Linked DNA regions of Homo sapiens: region 2 is linked to region 1. A link is a loop called in an ENCODE intact Hi-C map of the cell type or tissue named here. Cell type or tissue: CD4-positive, alpha-beta T cell. All regions are shown on one strand. Each heading gives the region's core, and the rest is flanking DNA. Links, peaks and the distances in the headings are about the cores only. Region 1 has its middle 86 kb from the start of DPH5-DT. Region 2 overlaps LOC101928334 (a long non-coding RNA gene).

Region 1 (5,386 bases), core at 196-5,195:
TAAAATCTCCACCTAGGGCTGTCTTTTTTACTATTAAAATGAGGAAAATGTTACTATTAATATAAGCTAAAACTTGACACTTGTTGCATATGTGGGATCCTGGAGAAGTCCCTGTCCCCCAACCTCCAGGCAGGAATTTGTAGCTAATAGCTTCTTGGGCTTTTGGTGCTGATTGGCTGGAGATGGGGGAAGCTACATCAGGAATATGGGGCTTCTGTTCTCTTTCCCGGGCCATCCTGGGTATCAGAAACTTGTAACCATCTGGTGGTCTGCTCATATAATGTAGGATCACCTATCTTGCAAAAGAGTTAGGTGCTGATGCACAAAGGTGCAGGTGAAAAGGACCCACTGGTGAAAGATGCCTGCTAGGCTTCACAAAAGGGGACAAATCTGTATGGCCTTCTACCCTCACCCTGCCTCACCATAGGATATCAAGTGTAGGCCATTAATTGCAGTGTCAGCCATATATCTCACGACTTATTCCCATTTTATCTGGGCTACCTAAATTCTGAATATATCCTCCATTTTCATGTAACTTAGCTTTTAATATGTTGCTGTTTAGTTAATCTTTCTACCTGCTTCAATCACTGCTGTCCTTCTTGTTTGCTTGGTAAACTTCTACTCCAAACTTCCAGTTTCAGTTTTACTGAATTTTCCCTGAAGACCTTCCCATATCAACCACCACCTTCCCAAGTAGACTCAAGCAAAGATTTCCTCTGAGCTCCCATAGCACCTGTACATACTTCCCTAGATCGCTTCCATACTCATTATTTGTTTATATGTCTGTTTTTCCTTTTGGACTGGAAGCTTCTTGAGTGCTGGGACTGTTGCTCGTTTACAGTTGTGTTTTCTCCCCTTAACACATGCATTTAGTGCCTGGTTCACCATAGGCAATGAAACATGATTGTTTAATAAATGAATGAAGCATGCATCATTGAATAGAGCATGTAGACAAAGATGAGACTGTAGAAAACTCCAGAAGTCAAGCTGAGGGAGTGCCTTTGTACCCTGACTGTGTCCTGCCTTTTACCCAAGCTGCACTCAAAATGGAGGAACTTCAGGAAAGTAGCCCTTATCAATCCCAGATTCTAAAACCTCTTCTCCCTTGTTTTCCCCAATTATTATTTCCTCATTGCATACCTAGACTACAAACTCTGCCTTCTGCTCCCATTTCTAGCCTAGAACTTGCCTCGGAAACACCTCACCGTGGATTTGGTCCATTCACCTGTGAGCCTCAGTGTTCCTCCTTACACACAGTTTATTCCGTCTTCTTCTTGCCATTTTATCTCAAGTGACTACATTCTGAGCCAGCCTTTGACCCCCCAGACTATGCTTCAGTGTTGGTTCTTATGTCCCACACTGCTTTGAGGGGTCAGGCCTAAAGGTAGGGAGAGATGTATAAGGCAGTGCCATGATAAATATCAGCCTAATTTCACGAGAGAAATAAAAGAGTCACGGGAGAGAGTCCAGAGTACCACCCTGACAATTTTATCTGAAAACATCTCTTTGTTTTAATGCCGCTTTTCATAGCCTAGTATACACATACCACATGAGTCCACACATGCATGCCTTCTTCCTTTCATTTATTTCTTTTGGCCTTTATTGAGCTCTTTCTGATCACCAATCACTATGCTAGGCTCTAGAATAAAATATTTCAGAATAAAGAAGTTTCCCCTGCTCTTCCAATTGCTTATAATCTGGGAAGGAAAGATAGTTCCATGAGTGATAATTACAGGATAATAAAATAAATATGTCAATTGAACACTGGCCCAATAGTAACAAAGCAAAGGGAAATGCAGTCATAAAGGTAACACCGAGTGCCTGACAAACCAAGAATATTAAATACTTCATCCGAGGCTCTCCGTAACCCGCCCTATCCTATCTTTTCCAACCTTATTTCTTTATACTGTTACATACTCTAAACTCCAACCAAAGGTAAGACTACCATAGAAGATGCCCATTATGAAATTTAGACAGTTTATTTTGGGGATACATTTTCTTATAGTTCCATGAATACCAAAAGGGCTATGGCAACAGCTTGTAATTTCTATAGTCTTGTAATTCAACATGGCAAAGTAAGGTTGATCTATTTTGGGAAGGTATTTTGATAGGGTAACTTTGTGTTAAATATAGTCAGCCTTCTGCTAGCATTATGTATAATGACAAATAATCTAAATGTAGTTTCACAGATAATCTAAAGTCACGTGCAGGTTTACAATGTATTTTCTGCCTTCCTGCTCTGCCATCTCTCCTAGGAAGGATATCCCATAGTTTTGCCCTTTTTAGGCTAATGTTAACAATCACAATTTAATGTTAACAAACATTTTCTAACCACATGCCACTGTTGATATGTTTCTGATGGATAATGAGGAAGGAAACTGTTTAACAACTAAACATTGTCTTGCATTATCCCTAAATGCATAATCAGATATATGTTAAAATGACACATTTTTCTCTTGTGTGTGTGTGTGCAAACAACTTGCATAAAAATAGTCTAACTTCTGTACCAAAGAGGTGTACAATACATGTAACTATAGTGTTCACTTGTAGTATGTTAGAACCCACCTTTGGGTGGAGTTACACTACTGCCAACGGATTTAGTTGTTGTGGTTTATTCTAACACTTTCGGTCACTTTGAACAATCAAGGGTGTTTGATCCAACGTTAGAAGACTGCATTTCATGAGAACCAAGACAACATCTACTACAGCTGTCTGGGCCAGCAGCGTGCGTCACACCACAGACAGCCTGCCCAGCCACTTCTTTCCGGTTCCTGTTTTTGTCTGAAAATGGCAAAGTTGGGAATTAAAAATTAGTTGTAAGAGCCCCCAAATGTAATTCTTTGTAATCAAATGTAACTGTTGGCAAAAGCACATTTGTTTTTGAAATCAAATATAAATGTGCATACAGTATTGATTCCTTTTTAAAATAAATTTAAATATATCTGATGAAGCAGCACAGTTACACCCTTTTCCTTCTGCATTTTTAATCTTTATCAGAACACTAGCTCTCCAGACTTAGATTACAAGTGTGCTCTGTTTCCCTTTGCCTCAAACTCTTTCCTTGGTAACTAACTGCACTGCTGCTTCTGTGGCCTCATTTTAATTTCATGCTTCAGCAAATGCAATCTGGCCCTGCTCTCAACAAACTGCTTAATCAAAGCTTGCCCATCTCCCAACCTCATTGGCCACTTTCAGGTAATCATTTTATCAGTCTTTTTTAAAGTCTTCAACACCAACTATCTATGCACTCTTCTCTTTACTGTTGTTAACTCGCAAATATCTTTCAGTCCTCTTTTCCACTCTAACTCTTAGATTTGTGCTGAATGTCTTTGGACCTTTTCTTTCCTCTCTCACTTATTTTCTTCCACAGCTTTTTTTTTTAAATGCTAAAATGAACTTAAAAACACAAAAGTAATGAATGTCTGTTGTAACAATACAAAGAGTACAGTGAACTATCCAGTAACAAATTAGCTGTCTTTCCTTCTTCCCATATGTATACACACATACATTTATATATTTGTATTTACATATATGTATATCATATATTCATACATATATGTATTTACCAATGACTTTCTTCACAGAATTGGAAAAAAACTACTTTAAAGTTCATATGGAACCAAAAAAGAGCTCACATTGCCAAGACAATCCTAAGCAAAAAGAACAAAGCTGGAGGCTTCATGCTACCTGACTTCAAACTATACTAAAAGGCTAGAGTAACCAAAACAGCATGGTACTGGTACCAAAGCAGAGCTATAGACCAATGGAACAGAACAGAGGCCTCAGAAATAACACCACACATCTACAACTATCTGATCTTTGACAAACCTGACAAAAACAAGAAATGGGGAAAGGATTCCCTATTTAATAAACGGTGCTGGGAAAACTGGTTAGCTATATGTAGAAAGCTGAAATTGCATCCCTTCCTTACACCTTATACAAAAATTAATTTGAGATGGATTAAAGACTTCAATGTCAGACCTAAAACCATAAAAACCCTAGAAGAAAACCTTGGCAATACCATTCAGGACATAGGCATGGGCAAGGACTTCATGACTAAAACACCAAAAGCAATGGCAACAAAAGCCAAAATTGACAAATGGGATCTAATTAAACTAAAGACCTTCTGCACAGCAAAAGAAACTACCATCAGAGTGAACAGCCAACCTACAGAATGGGAGAAAATTTTTGCAACCTACCCATCTGACAAAGGGCTAATATCCAGAATCTACAAAGAACTTAAACAAATTTACAAGAAAAAAAAATCAAATAACCCCATCAAAAAGTGGGCGAAGGATATGAACAGACACTTCTCAAAAGAAGACATTTATGCAGCCACCAGACACATGAACAAATGCTCATCATCACTGGTCATCAGAGAAATGCAAATCACAACCACAATGAGATATCATCTCACACAAGTTAGAATGGCAATCATAAAAAGTCAGGAAACAACAGGTGCTGGAGAGGATGTAGAGAAATAGGAACACTTTTGCACTGTTGGTGGGAGTGTAAACTAGTTCAACCATTGTGGAAGACAGTGTAGCGATTCCTCAAGGATCTAGAACTAGAAATACCATTTGACCTAGGGATACCATTACTGGGTATATACCCAAAGAATTATAAATCATGCTACTATAAAGACACATGCACACGTATGTTTATTGTGGCACTATTCACAATAGCAAAGACTTGGAACCAACCCAAATGTCCATCAGTGATGGACTGGATTAAGAAAATGTGGCACATATACACCATGGAATACTATGCAGCCCTAAAAAGGATGAGTTCATGTCCTTTGTAGGGACATGGATGAAGCTGGAAACCATCATTTTGAGCAAACTATTGCAAGAACAGAAAACCAAACACCGCATGTTCTCACTCATAGGTGGGAATTGAACAATGAGAACACTTGGACACAGGGCAGGGAACATCACACACCAGGGCCTGTTGTGGGGTGGGGGGTGGGGAGGGATAGCATTAAGAGAAATAACTAATGTAAATGACAAGTTAATGGGTGTAGCACACCAACATGGCACATGTATACATATGTAACCAACCAACACATTGTGCACATGTGCCCTGGAACTTAAAGTATAATTTAAAAAAATAAAATAAATAAAAATAAAAATAAATACCATTGTTATCAAGAAAAAAACACACAAAAGTAATGAATGTCTGTTGTAACAATATAAAGAGTACAGTAAACTATCCAGTACAAAATTAGCTATCTTTCCTTCTTCCTATATGTATACACACATACATTTATATATTTGTATTTACATATATGTATATACATGTATATTTTGTTACAAAAGTTGGGTCATACTAAACATTGTTTTACAACTTATTTTTTCCTTTAAAGAAAATCATGAATATCTTTCCT
Region 2 (5,386 bases), core at 120-5,119, 67 kb after region 1:
TTTTCAAAATTATTTTCAAAAATAAATAACCTGACTATTTAACATATATAGTGTTCCAGACTTGCATTTATTGCCTGTACTATGTAATTAAAGATTTTATTATCTATAGTTACTTGGGAAGACACATCTTTTACATCAGTGTTTGTTTCTCAGGACAGGAAACATTTATTACGGTTCTTTTGTATTCCTAAAGTACCATAGTTCTTTTTTTTTTTTTTTTTTGGGGGGGAGAGAGTCTTGCTCTGTCACCCAGGCTGGAGTGCAGTGGCACGTTCTTGGCTTACTGCAGCCTCCACCTCCTGGGTTCAAGTGATTCTCCTGCCTCTGCCTCCTGAGTAGCAGGGACGACAGGCATGTGACACCACACCCGGCTAATTTTTGTATTTTGGTAGAGATGGGTTTTCACCATGTTGGCCAGGCTGGTCCTGAACTCCTGACCTCAGGTGATCTGCCTGCCTTGGCCTCCCAAAGTGCTGGGATTACAGGCGTGAGCCACCACGTCCAGCCTTAAAGCTCATACCATAGTTCTAGACAAATAATATGTAGATGCTCACTTGATAAAAGGGTGTTTATGTTGTATTCTTTCCATTTAATTCTTGTAATTTGAGTCTTACTTGCCTTCCTTAACCATACACCATAGAAACATTATAGAATTTCTTTTATTTTTTTTTCCATCAACTTTTATTTTATGTCCCAGGGTACATATGCAGGATATGCAGGTTTGTTACATAGGTAAATGTGTGTCATGTTTGTTGGCTGCACAGATCAACCCATCCCCTAGGTATTAAGTCTGTCACCCATTAGCTATTCTTCCCTGATGCTCTCCCCCAACCTTTACCCCAACACAGGCCCCTGCGTGTATTGTTCCCCCGCACCATATATCCATGTGTTCCCATCCTTCAGCTCCCACTTATAAGTGAGAACATGCGATGTTTGGTTTTCTGTTCCTGCATTAGTTTGCTGAGAATAACAGCTTCCAGCTCCATCCATGTCCCTGCAAACAACATGATCTTGTTGCTTTTTATGGCTGCATAGTATTATGGACTTTTTTATGATGTAGCTTAGTCTTAATAACATTACTGGTTATTTGTGCATAAGATCTTTCTGATTTAAATCTTTCCCCTAAATATTAAAACAGAAATGGGAAAATTTAATCTTTCTGAAAAGATCTCCTCTTTTTGTCATGTGGTTTTTAATGGCTTTTTATTAATACAGTCTCGAGCAGGGGTCTCCAACCCCCAGGCCACAGATGGGTACCAGTCAGTGCCTGTTAGGAACCATGCAGCACAGTGGGAGGTGAGTGGTGGGAGAGACAGCATTATTGCCTGAGCTCTGCCTCCTGTCAGATCAGGGGCGACATTAGATTTTCATAGCAGCAGGAACTCTATTGTGAACTGCGCATGCGAGAGATCTAGTTTGTGCTCTCCTTATGAGAATCTAATGCCTGATCATCTGAGGTGGAACGGTTTCATCCTGAAACCATTCCCCCAACCCACTCTGTGGAAAAATTGTCTTCTACAAAACCAGTCCCTGGTGCCAAAAAGGTTGGGCATTGCCATTATATATAATAGCTGAAGCGTATATACCAGGACATTTTTTTAAGTTCAAAATATAATTAGAGGCATCTCATTAAGATTTGTTTGTTTGTTTGTGACGGAGTCTCCCTCTGTCGCCAGGCTGGAATGCAGTGGTGCGATCTCAGCTCACTGCAACCTCCGCTTCTCGGGTTCAAGTGATTCTCCTGCTTCAGCCTCCCGAGTGGCTGGGACTACAGGCATGTGCCACCATGCCCAGCTAATTTTTTGTAGTTTTAGTACAGATGGGGTTTCACCACGTTGGCCAGGATGGCCTCGATCTCCTGACCTCGTGATCCTCCTGCCTCGGCCTCCCAAAGTGCTGGGATTACAGGCGTGAGCCACCACTCCTGGCCTAAGGTTTTTTTTTTTGGATTTTTTTTTTTTTAGATGGCCTCACTCTGTTCCCCTAGGCTGGAGTGCCATGGAAAGATCCTAATCTTTTCAAGGCTCACTGCAGCCTTGACCTCTTGGGGTCAAGTGATCCTCCCTGAGTAGCTAGGACCACAGGTGCATCACCTGTCTCAGCCTCCTGAGTAGCTCCTCAGCCTCCTGAGTAGCTAGGACCACAGGTGCATCACCACACCCAGCTAATGTTTTTTATTATTTTGGTACAGACAGGCTCTCCCTATGTTGCCCAGGCCGGCCTCAAACTCCTGGACTCTAGTGATCCTCCTGCCAAGTGCTTTGGGAGCACTTGGCCTCCAAAGTGCTGGTATTATATGTATGAATCACTGTGCCCAGCCCTCATTAAGATTTAAGAGAAGACTTTTACTCCCTGCATGCAATGGCTTATACTCACAAATCTCAGCAAATATCAGTTCTTCAAATGACATGACACTGACAAGAAATGGAAAGAACCGTTAAGAATAATAAAAAAGAGAAAGCTAACTTACAGTGACATAGAAAGAAATGAGACATTTCCAGAGAAGTAGTCAGTTCTTGTGATTATTAATTTTCTTCCTTCTAAACTGACTAATAAATAGCATTTTCAGTTACTTGCACCTTTGAAGCTTTCTGTAGCAGCATTGTTTCCATCACTGTGACATAAGTCTCCTGAGTACAACTCTTAAAATTAACCCTTTTGAGGTTGCCAGTGGTTTCAGTTTCTTTATATTCTTCTGCCTGTCACGCAGAAAAGTAAATCATTTTCTCTAAATTTGTCATCTTTTCTACTCTGTTATAGACCCGTCTTCATATTTTAATTTCCCTTAACTTTTGCAGTCTGAACAAATGAAGAAATCACATTTGTATCTTATTTTAAGTCCTCATCAAAAATTCAATTCCTTTTGGAGTTTTTCAAAAGCTTTCAATAGTGGAGGAGTTATAAGGAGAAGCGAGGTCAGATGGTTGACAGGAAGTGGGTAAAGTGTTTCATTGAGGAAGAGTGTGGGGTTAAAGAACACACAATAAAAGGAGACAAAGGAAGAAGTAGGGCCCCGTGGAAACAAGAGTCATAAAGACATAGAAGTGGAGTGCCAAATGTCTATATTTCTTCACAAAGATGACAAGATTTGAAAATACACGTCAGTGACAGTGGCTGGCAATCAACTACCACGATAGACCATAATGAAAGCCGGGTGGACAAGTATTCATTTCTTTGAAATGAATACTTTGAAATGAATAACTTTGAAAGGCTCAGATAAGGTCTCTGGTGTAAAGGAAAATACTCTACAAAAATTGATGCTTAAATGTACATGGGAGGAGCTTCTGACAATGTTCTATTTCTTGACTTTGTTAATGATCAATTATGCATTTTGGGATGATTCATTGAGTAATACACTAATTTGGGGCACTTTTCTGTGTGAGTGTTATATTTCAATTAAAAATGAAAGAGTAGCAAATAATAAATATTTGGCTTCCAACTTATTCAATTTTGTACTGTGTTCTTTGAGACCATTAGATTACCTAAACCAGTCATTATTTGTGTCTTTCTGAAGAGATCTGGTGATTTTCTTCTAATTCAAATCAACTCAACAAACATTTATCGAGTGGCCAAATGTGCAAGATACAAAAGGTGAAAAACTGCTCAAGAAGCTTACAGTCTAATGGGGAAATATAATGCAACGGGGTTAGAACAACAGCCTGGGCATGTAAATGGTGTCATAGTAAAAATGGGAATTCAGGAGTAGCATGGAAGAAGTAAGAGAAGGTTTTGTTCAGGAGGTGACTTTTGAGCCAATTAGCCAGTTCATACTGAAGTAGAAATTTCCTAATGTAGGAAAAGGCATTTCATACATAGGCGAAAGCATCACCCCACTATTTGTAAGTTACACGTAGATCAGTATTGCCAAGTTGTACACTTCTAGGTGGTATGAGTGGAGAGTTCAGAAGCAGACCTTATTTAAAACATTAGAAAGCCAAGTGCAGTGGCTCACACCTGTAATCCCAGCACTTTGGGAGGATCACTTGAGCCCAGGAGTTTGAAACTAGCCTGGGCAACAAAGTGAGACCCTGCCTCTACAAAAAAATTAAAAAACTAGCCAGGCGTAGTGGTTCACACCTGTTGTCCTGCTACTTGGGAGGCTAGGGCAGGAGGATTGCTTGAACCCAGAAGGTCGAGACTGCAGTGAGCCATGATCACATCACTGCCCTCCAGCCTCAGTGACAGAGCGAGACCCTGTCTCAAAAAAATATATAACAAATAAAATAAATAAGTATATAAAGAAATCATTAGAAGATCAGGCTGGGTGCGGTGGCTCACGCCTGTAATCCCAACACTTTGGGAGGCCAAGGTGGGTGAATCTCTTGAGGCAAGGAGTTCGAAACCAGCCTGGCCAATATGGTGATGCCCTGTCTCTACTAAAACTACAAAAAATTAGCCAGGCCTTGTGGTATGTGCCTGTAATCCTGCCACTCAGGAGACTGAGGTGCAAGAATCACTTAAGCCTTGTAGGTGGAGGTTGCAGTGAGCCGAGATCCCACCACTGCTCTCCAGCCTGGGTGACAGGGCACGACTCTGTCTCAAAATAAATAAATAAATACACACATACATACATACATATCTACACAAACAAATAAATAAAAAATTTAGAAGATCATAAGTAAAGAGAAGATAACACTGTCTTCCATCTCCCATATATAATGCAAAATAAAAATAAATTCTAAACTGTAAAGTAAGTGTAGGGAAATCCAACAAGTTTCTAATTTTTTCTAAGATTACTATTTTGATGCATTTTTAAGAGCAAATATAAAAAAGTCTTTTTCTAACATTCTTCTCTTTTTAAAGGTATTTTAAGAACTTAAATACCTTAAATTTTAGTACTTAAATTTACCTTAAATTTAAAGAACTTAAATACCAGCAAAAGGTCAAATATTAATAGGATCTATATCTAGTAACTTACTGATGCCTCACTATATTCCAGGCTCTATGATAAATCCTTTATATAGACTATTTCATTGAACCCTCCGGACAGCCTATAGGAAAGATACTCTTACTACTACTAACATTGCCATTGTCATTATTGACTTTAAATATTAGAACTTAGAGAGTTTAATTAATGTATCCATGCTCACACAGCTGAAATGTGATTGAGCTGGGATTGACTAACTGGGCACTGACTGATGATGGGGCCTGAAGTCCTTTCCTCAACATCATACTGCCACAAAATCTTAGAATATGCCAAATTAGATGTGTTGGGAAGGGTCTTTGCTCTTTGCAGTGCTCCTTAATCCTCAGATTTGTTCATTTATTCAGTTAGTATTAATAGAGTACCTATATCTGTCCGCACTGTGGTAGGCATTGAAGATACAGAGTGAATATTACAGAAGTGATCCATACCTCATGGAGTTATTGTTACAAGGAAGTGCCA

Evidence for each region. Peaks named below come from ENCODE experiments on the same cell type or tissue, not always from the same donor. Only the 100,000 strongest peaks of a DNase experiment are listed, where the experiment ranks them.
Region 2: a loop joins it to region 1, with 4 times the contacts of the local background. A loop is called at or near these places in 5 of 110 quality-filtered maps.

What each region holds. Positions count from the first base shown.
Region 1 is chr1:101,109,535-101,114,920 of GRCh38, forward strand. No RefSeq gene overlaps it. Among named protein-coding and RNA genes, the nearest start is that of DPH5-DT, 86 kb to the left of the region's middle. In CD4-positive, alpha-beta T cell, for the core only: no CTCF peak of the experiment used is centred there; DNase peaks (open chromatin) are centred at 2,687 and 3,067; H3K27ac peaks cover 2,876 bases.
Region 2 is chr1:101,176,333-101,181,718 of GRCh38, forward strand. LOC101928334 (a long non-coding RNA gene) reads left to right here. Exons shown (of 4, transcript XR_426738.4): 4 at 1-223. Among named protein-coding and RNA genes, the nearest start is that of S1PR1-DT, 58 kb to the right of the region's middle. In CD4-positive, alpha-beta T cell, for the core only: no CTCF peak of the experiment used is centred there; DNase peaks (open chromatin) are centred at 2,649 and 3,019; H3K4me3 peaks cover 365 bases; H3K27ac peaks cover 1,396 bases.